Regions from separate parts of the Homo sapiens genome. Here regions 1 and 2 are each linked to region 3. Evidence: chromatin contacts called from ENCODE Hi-C or POLR2A ChIA-PET data. All regions are on one chromosome and are shown on one strand. The core of a region is the stretch at or near the end of the contact, and the rest is flanking DNA. Distances in the headings are between cores, read along the strand shown. Region 1 has its middle 320 kb from the start of TBX3. Region 2 overlaps LOC102723639 (a long non-coding RNA gene). Region 3 has its middle 13 kb from the start of TBX3-AS1.

What was found. A loop is a pair of places that touch in the nucleus more often than their neighbours do. ChIA-PET counts read pairs that join two places held with the same protein, here RNA polymerase II (POLR2A). Pooled maps may share reads with other maps.
Region 1: a pooled map shows a loop between it and region 3 (2.7-fold over the local background). The contact joins two enhancer-like sites. A Hi-C loop is called at or near these places in 1 of 50 pooled maps. POLR2A ChIA-PET finds 5 or more read pairs at or near these places in 2 of 52 experiments (A549 and AG04450).
Region 2: a loop to region 3 is called in a map of Right ventricle myocardium inferior, with 2.2 times the contacts of the local background. The contact joins two enhancer-like sites. A Hi-C loop is called at or near these places in 1 of 168 maps with a recorded cell type or tissue (Right ventricle myocardium inferior) and 1 of 50 pooled maps. POLR2A ChIA-PET finds 5 or more read pairs at or near these places in 1 of 52 experiments (HepG2).

What each region holds. Positions count from the first base shown.
Region 1 is chr12:114,998,678-115,001,466 of GRCh38, forward strand. No RefSeq gene overlaps it. Among named protein-coding and RNA genes, the nearest start is that of TBX3, 320 kb to the left of the region's middle. Within about 2 kb of position 1,519, at least 3 of the 41 ENCODE cell types and tissues checked have a DNase peak (open chromatin) inside an H3K27ac peak, as active enhancers do.
Region 2 is chr12:115,102,629-115,105,328 of GRCh38, forward strand. It overlaps LOC102723639 (a long non-coding RNA gene), which reads left to right. Exons shown (of 8, transcript XR_007063588.1): 7 at 1,598-1,758; 8 at 2,241-2,610. Among named protein-coding and RNA genes, the nearest start is that of TBX3, 420 kb to the left of the region's middle. Within about 2 kb of position 1,368, at least 3 of the 41 ENCODE cell types and tissues checked have a DNase peak (open chromatin) inside an H3K27ac peak, as active enhancers do.
Region 3 is chr12:114,667,391-114,670,235 of GRCh38, forward strand. No RefSeq gene overlaps it. Among named protein-coding and RNA genes, the nearest start is that of TBX3-AS1, 13 kb to the right of the region's middle. Within about 2 kb of position 1,326, at least 16 of the 41 ENCODE cell types and tissues checked have a DNase peak (open chromatin) inside an H3K27ac peak, as active enhancers do.

The DNA of each region.
Region 1 (2,789 bases), core at 269-2,768, 330 kb after region 3:
TGCAGGTAGCCACAGTGACTGCTATTATTCTTCCTTTTCCTTGCCCTGCTGGTGCTTGTTTCCTCCTACTTCAAGGTCTCCAGAGTTGGGGGAGCTCACAACGCCTCTCTTGTTTGTCTAGGGAGTCCTGAAAAAGAGAATAACATTTTGATGCTGAACGGCAGAGGCAGGGAAGAGTTAAAGTAGAAAAGTTCCTCAAAGGGGCAGCAACCAATGAGTCTGCTGCCATCCTGGCTGAGTCTTGCTGTCCCTTTGCCATGGCTTTAGGTTTATGGAAAAAAAATAGGCTCTTTAGAGAGGAAGAGAGGAAGTCTGTTTTCCTACAGCTCAGCTGAAAATCTCATCGTTCTGTGGAATTCTTTTCCCCCTTTAATGTGCACAGTTTTGGGATGAATTTTGCTCCTCTGTCAGTTTCCTCTGGATGTTTTATTGTAGGGAGGACTTATGGACTCTGCAACCAAACATAAATGGCCAAGTCCTAATTCTGTAGTTCCTTGGTTCTAGCAGCATGTGCCTCGAAAGGTGCCTGGCATGCAGTAGGTGCCCCACAAACATTTGCTGGATGAATTGCCGCCTGGGGACCCCAGGGTAGTCATAATATTCTGGAAGATCTGTCTTTTCACTCCTCTTGTTTGCAGAAGAAAAAAGTGTCAATCTGTCTTTCTGCATTGGCAGGTCTGTCAGGGTAGAAATACATCAGGGTTCTAGATAATTCATGTTTGAGGAACATCTGCTAGATATGTCATTCCAGTGGCATTTTACAGGTCAGTTCCTTGAAATATTTAAAAAAACCAGGAGACAAGCACATCACACCCATTTTTCGCTCCCACAAGAACAGGCTATGAAATGATTCTACTTTGACCCCTAATTCATTTCCGTGGGGATTCTGCTTATTAGTTGCTGCAAGTCTCATGTGTCTGGCAGAGATGTGTCTGTCTTCTTGTTGGCTAATGGTTTTGTCATTAGCCTGATGAATAGACTTGATCTAACATTCTTCAACTCCAGAGTAGGACGGACTCTTCCCCTCACCACCCTGCTGACCCTGTCAGTTTACAGCACAGAAATCTTCCAGTTGGGTTTTGTAAGGAGGCAGATTAAACAGAAAAAGTGTTTCTTCTTCCCTGGCCAAGTCATTTTGGATTGAGAGCGTACAAAAGTTGCTTTGTAGTTTGAGAACTGCTCATAAAAGTAAATTTCTTTTTTGATGCAATGATTAGAATTGCTTTGCTAGAAGAAAGTTACATATAACTGGTTACTTACTAGCATATCTTGTATATTATAATAACCTCAGGCACATGATAGGCATATTTATTAAATGAATAGTCATTATGTAAATGGAAAAAGATAAATAAGACCAAAGGGTGACAGATATTCAACAAATATTTGATGAATAAAGAAGTTAACAGATAAAATAAATGAATGAAAGTAGTTCCCAGGATGAAAGAAACATGAAGTCACTGCGACTGGAATGTGCTAGAGAATTGCAGGGTGTCTGTCAGCAGATAATGGTGCCCTTGCTTTTCTTCCCACAATTCGCAGGGGAGGTTTCTCTGCACCTGCCTTTGTCCAAGGTGACTCATTTCTTCCGGCCACAATTGTTTGACCAGAAATGGCATCTAGCCCCAGGGGACAAATAAAAAATATCTTCCCCAAGAAGACAGAACTGAAGCTTAGATGAAGATTCTGTGTTGCAGGGACAGTAATATGCTCATGTGACTACTACAGGAAGCCATCTTTCGCTTGCCAATGAGATAAGGAAGAAGGAAAAGATAATCTGCCATGAGGAAGAAGAATAAAATAATAGAAAAGAGGGAGAGAGAAAGAGAGAGGGAGGGAGGGAGGGAGAGAGGGAGAGAGAAAGAGAGAGAGAGAGAGAAAGATTGAATCAGGAAAGAGAAATGGGCCGCACCCTGTTGCTAATGTCTGTAATCCCAGCACTTTGGGAGGCTGAGGTGGGTGAATCACCTCAGATCAGGAGTTCAAGACCAGCCTGGTAAACATGGTAAAACCTGGTCTCTACTAAAAATACAAAAATTAGTGAGGTGTGGTGGTGCATGCCCGCTTAAACCTGGGAGGCGGAGGTTGCAGTGAGCCAAGATCGCGCCACTGCACTCCAGACTAGGTGACAGAGTGAGATTCCGTCTCAAAAAAAAAAAAAAAAAAAAAAAAGGGTGGGGGGAGAGGGAGAGAAAGGGAGATAGAGAAATGTCTAGATACCTGAGATTCTTCTAGTTCCCAGATATAACCCCAAATCTTTATAATTTCTTCAACATTTTCCCTGAAGTTAGCATACATTGATTTATGTCATTACAAACACTCTTTTTTTTTTGAGTCAGGGTCTCACTCTGTTGCCCAGGCTGGAGTGCAGTGGCACGTTCTCAGCTCACTGCAACCTCTGCCTCCCAGGTTCAAGTGATTCTCCTGCCTCAACCACCCAAGTAGGTGAGTTTACAGGCATGTGCCACCACACCCAGCTAATTGTTGTAGTTTTAGCAGAGACGGGGTTTACCATGTTGGCCGGGCTGGTCTCTTAACTCCCGGTCTCAAGTGTTCCATCTCAGCCTCCCAAAGTGCTGGTATTATAGGCGTGAACCACTGCACCTGACCCCCCAAACACTCTTAACATATGTGCCCAGAGATGAGACATTGTAGCCTTCATGGTCTTTGTCCATTCAAAGGCAAAGACTGGAACTCTCAAGCAGCCTTGCTAATACTTCCAGTTCCCTTCCTACTTCTTAAGGTCCTAGGTTGTAATGAGTATTTTTTTTTCTTTTTAAGTATAAAAAAAG
Region 2 (2,700 bases), core at 118-2,617, 440 kb after region 3:
CGCCACTTTTCCTGGAAGCCTTTAGTCTTGAATCCAAGGGTGTCTCTCCAGATGGACCGTGGGTGTGGAGCTGAGCAACTACTCTGTCATTGATCATCCCCTGTGGTCCAGATGCTTCCCCAGAGGGTTGATTAGTGGGTGAGTGGGAGGTGCCCTCGGGGGTCTTATCAGCTGTGTCTGCAGAAGAGGCCAGAAGAGGAGGGTGAGGGTGGGATACAGCTCAGCCGTACTCTTTGAGGCTTCTGGCCTCTGTTTTCAGGCATGGACTCTTTATAATCCCTGTCAGATGTAGACAGGGAGGGCTGCTATAGTAGAACCTCTAAATCAAGGATAACAAAAGTCGACTGTCTATTGCACTTTTTCTAAATACGAATGCACTGTGCTAACCATATGCTACCTTGCTAAAGCCTTTCTGCAACTCCGTGATGGGGGTTCTATCTCATACTCACTTTCTGCACTGGGTAAGCTAAGGCTCAGAGAGGTCAAGTCACTTTCCCAAAGCCAGTTTTGTCAGCTGCAAACTCAGACTTTTATCCATTAGGCCGTTAATACAATCCTCTTTCCTTCCAACTCTGCCACTTGGGAGCTGTGATCTTAGACAAGGGACGTAACCCCTGCATGTCTTGGTTTATTGGACTGTATTATGAAATGAAGAAAATACTTCTTAGGGTTGTCAAAAGGATTAACATGAATTAATGTATGTCCAAGGTTCATGGCAATACCTGGCTTGCCACAGTAATGCAGTTGTGAGTTATTTGAATTATGATTATAGTTTTTTCTTTGGTGTGTGTTGGTGGCTTGTATTTTTCCATTTTGCAAATGACCTTTTCATAGATTTTCTTCACTAGATTTGTGTTTTGCTAAGGGTCTTTTTTGAAGACTGGACAAACTATGTGTTTTCCCTAAGGGGAAAAAAAGGGAAATGGTTGTACTCACCACTATGCCCCCACATGCATGTGGGATGGAAATTGACCACAAGGTCTGCAACCAATGTGACTTTTAACTTTCTGTAGCCTTCAATGTCAAGGCAGAACTTCAGGGTGGTGCCCTTCAGAGAATGTCAGTGTGGTGGCCTCCAAGCTGGGAGACCAGCAGAAAGACACCAGGGAGAACACCAAACCAAGAGCTCACGCAAGAGTTAAATGGAGTCCCCTCCCAAAGAGACCACCCAGAAACACATCGGCTTCACCGAAGAGATCCAAGTTCTTCCAAGAGAAGATCCATCTCCCTTTTGCAACTGAAGTGACCTGAACTCCTTAGGGGCCTCTTCCCTGTCTGACTTCCTGCTTGGGACTTCTCCAAACCTTCTCTCCTTAAACCCTGGCTGACTAGCTCCCTCTTTTCAATATCCGTTCCCTCCATACCCCCCTGCCCTTGGCCCTGCCCCAGATCCTGGCAACATCCTGTTCTTCCCCTGAACTAAACTCCCTCTCCAGCTTCCCAGTGTGATAGGAATCTTAAATAAATGCTTCCTGTCTCTTGACCACCTTATCTCCCATTCCTCCCGAATGGCTGACGTTCAAGAACCACAAGCAGTGTTGCACTCCCTTCTAATTTTAAACCTGCCCTCTGAGGCTCTCTCTTCTTCCTTCTTAAGGTTCCGGGAAAGGCCAGGCGGGTGTCAGAGGTCTTTGTCAACCCGCTGAGTCAGCAGAGGCAGAAGGCATTCTTCTTAAGTTCCCAGGGAGAGACTGGAGCTAAAGATCCTGGGTGACGCCACGTTGCAGTGCCTGCCCCAGAGAGAACTGCATGGACCAGGTACTTGGTGCAACTTTCTTATATTCATGAAGGACCATGAGAATGATTAAGGTGGGAATAAACCCAAACATGTCTATGAAGTAATAAGCTAGGAAAATTTGTACATGCACACACACACACACGAGTTGTCCTTTGTAAAGTGTACATGTCCAATATTCAGTCTTTTATTAACAAAATGTTGATTTCTACATTCACAGTCCTTGGAAGATTGGGTTCCAGGGATGTCATGTGACCCTCTCAGGCCCAGACAATCAGAGTGTTGCTGGCCAGTGATTGGATCTGAATGAGCATGTGTCTCAAGTCTGACCAATTGGAGTCAACAGAGACTCAACACTGAGTTTTTTCTTTGAGCCCTTGAGAGGGGGGTTATGTGCTATCAGGTGGTTGCAGCTAAGAGCATAAGAAGTCAGCTGACTTGATGGTGGTGAGGATTTCCTGGGTGTATGCTTATCCCAAACTGTGTCTATTTAAAATATACACAGGTTTTTATTATGTCGATCATGCTTCAATAAGGTGGTTTTTTAAAAAAGTCTGCTGAAAGCTGGAAGCGGCCACTTCAACATCACCCTCAGAATGGAGCATACTCAAGGGGAAGCCAAGCTGGAGTACAGAACAAGGAAAAGACTTGGTCTCATCTGAATCCATGAACGCAGCTCTGTCTGAAAGTGATTCTTCTGGAATTTTCAATGACTGGAGTCCGTAAAGTCCCTTCGTCTTAGTTTTTTGATCATTCATAATCACACACAAACACACACACACCCCACCCACACTCATACAAACATACACAATGAGGTGTGGATAAAATGAATAATCTATACTTGTACTGAAAATATATTAGTACATGCCTGGCACGGTGGCTCATGCCTGTAATCCCAGCACTTTGGGAGGTCGAGGGGGGCAGATCACGAGGTCAGGAGATCGAGACCATCCTGGCTAACACAG
Region 3 (2,845 bases), core at 76-2,575:
CTCGGGAGGAGGGAGCCGCAAGGTCGTGACCCCTGCCTCTGCCCGAGCGCGCCCTTCGGCCCCTGCAATTAGCGCCGGGAGGTCAGCAGGAACCCGGACGCCTTCACCCGCGGCTCAAAGCACAGCAAAAGGCGACCCCATCCCCTCCCCTCCGCGGGTCTCAGACTCCAGGGCGCAGCCAGGACTGGAGCCGACCTTCCCGACAGGCAGGGGTTGGAGGCCTCTGACCGGCACCCGCATTTGTCACCTTAAATCTACAAGTCACGAAGGTGCTGGGCCCTGCAGGCTGCGGTAGCTGACCCTCGTAGGGACTGCTGCTCCCGCGAGTCATGGCCTTTGTCCTTGTAGACGCGGCCAGGTTAAAAAACAAAAACTTCCAAAGTTGTGGAGTAAAAAAGAGAGCATCCTGGTACTGGCAAGTTGTCCCCAGGGCAGAATTTGAGGTGTGTATGTTGGGGAAGGAGGTATCCTTTCTCTATCGACCCATCGCGAATTCAGGTTATCCCCCGCCAGGCGGGGTCCAGAACAAGGGTCTAGAGATTTCTACAAGCAGCAAGGAACTTGTCCAGAGAATTACGAGCCAGGGTTCCCGCACTGAATTTTCTAACATTCTTTGGAAACCCAGAGGAGGGCAGGGCTGTTTTTCTCATCTGAGGCACAAACGGGAGTGAAAGTGATATCCAGGAAAGAGGGGAAGGCAGCTTCTTCCGAGGCTGAGAATGGGGCTGGGGACGGAGGAGGAGGGGAGTGGGGCTGGGAGTGGTGGGGATGAGAAGGGGCGAAGGCGAAGCGCCCAAGTTCCGGAACCCGGGAGGCGCTGGGGTGCCGAGCCAGCTGCGGCGACCTGGACGCATTCGTAGACGAGACAGATAGGTGGCACTCGAAGCCCAGAAAAAAGGCGAAGGCGCCTGCCCTGAGTGGCCTCTGGGGCGGCCGCAGCCACCATAAAGCCTGCGGCGAGATTGCGACCGGCGCCAGGTGAGTAATAGGCAGCAAAATCCAGAGAGACTGCGAGCCGTTCATCCCCTCCACCCCCCGCCCATCAGCGCTACAGGAGTTACTCATTAACATCACAATATACAAATGAGATACACAGGAGATTAAAAAAAAAAAAAAAAAAAAAAGAGGAACGCCAGTAAGAGAGGCTGGACACAAGTCTGAGCAGGGTCCCCAAATCGGGGGCGGGGGGAGAGAAGGGAGGAGGTAAGCAAATTTGGACTGAGAAAGAAGAGAAAAGCAAAGCATTTCTTCCCTTTTGGAGGCTGAGTTCTTTTTTCCCCAATTCGGGAGAGCGCAACCAGCCAACTACCACCTTCTCAGAGGCGCGGACACCGCGCGTTGTCGCTGGATCCAGAGCTGCCCCCTTCAGGCTGTAGCCGCTGCGCAGAAGGAGCGCGCCCTGGAAATCTCCCAGTCCTCGGGGGAGCCCCAGCCTCAAAGGTCCCCAGGGCCCGTCTCAGCTCAGGCCCTGCCACCCCCGCAGCGCACCCCGCCCCTCCCCCCCCCCGCGACTCCGCACCAACATACTCTGGTTGTCTGTCTTCCCTCCCACCCCCGGAGACATCGCAGAGGAGGCTGTAGGGGTCCCCACGTGCCTGGCCAGAGATGGAAGGGGCTTTGCCCCGCTCTCCAAAAGGTCTCGACCTCGATCCCTTCCAAGTACAGGATGAGGGAAGGGAGGGGGCGTCCTCCTCTCCGGTCATTCAAGAGGCCTGAAGGTGACAGGGACTTGGGGCCGGGCTGGCGGGCTCCAGGGGGTGGCGGGTGGGGGGTGGGGAGGGAGGCAGCCGCCAGGCAGGCTCCAGCTGGGTCTTCACGTCATGGCCCCCAGGGCAAGAAAAGGGCTAAGGACTAACCCTCGAACCTTCCCGTGCCGCCCCCGCCCCCCAACAGACACACACCTCGGAGGCGAGGCTGGGGGTCGGGAGACCAAAAGACTGACAGTGCCTCATCATTTTTTATTGAATGTTTCAAAGATAAATTGAACTTCAAAAGGCAACTCCCCGAACAGCCTGGAGACGGGTTTGAAGGGGAGACTAGGGGAGGATGTCAGCCTCCTGGGTGACTTTTGCCGTGGAGGGGGTGAAATGTGCACCCTGGAATTACCTTTCCCCTTTCGGGGATAATTTCCCTCCTCCCTCGCGTGACACAGCTAAGTTTTCGCGGAGCTGGCCGCGCTTTGCACGCACAACTCGGGATGGATGGGGCCTCGTAGGGGCGCCTTGGGCCAGCCGGGTTCAATTTGAGGCACCAGGGACTGCAGGCTGTGTGGGGGGTTGCCGAGTGGAAAGGCGTTGCGTCTTGTCCACTTCTACAACCTGGAGGGTTGCTGCCTAGCCAAGCCCGCTCGGACTGCTGGGGCATTCTGCTGGCCTTTTCCCCGAGCCAAACACACTGGTGCAAGAAGGTATTTTCGACTTGGATTCGCCAGATTGATGTCAAAACTGAGGGCGAGCTTAAAACGAAAAACATTCGTACTTGCCGAGCTTACTTTTGGTCGGATTCGGGTGGGAAAACCTGACTTAGGGAGCACATCAGTCTTTTTCCATTAAAACTTAAAAGTATCTGAAATTACCCTTCTTTCTGTATTCTCATCAGGCCCCTTTCCGTCTCCCTGCTTTGCTCCCTAATTTAAAGGAAAAGTAATTTCAGATTGAAGTGGCTCCCTTCGCTCAAGTAAGGGACTTTTGTTTTTAGCTTTGTAACTTGAGTGACATCTCATTTTGGTTCGCTGGGGGCGGTCTTAATTATTTAAAGGCGAAGGGAAGGGGGTAAACTCAGAACAAGAAGATACTAAACCCTCCCCTGACTGTCCATCTTCAGGAAAGGTTCCCAAAGAAAAAAC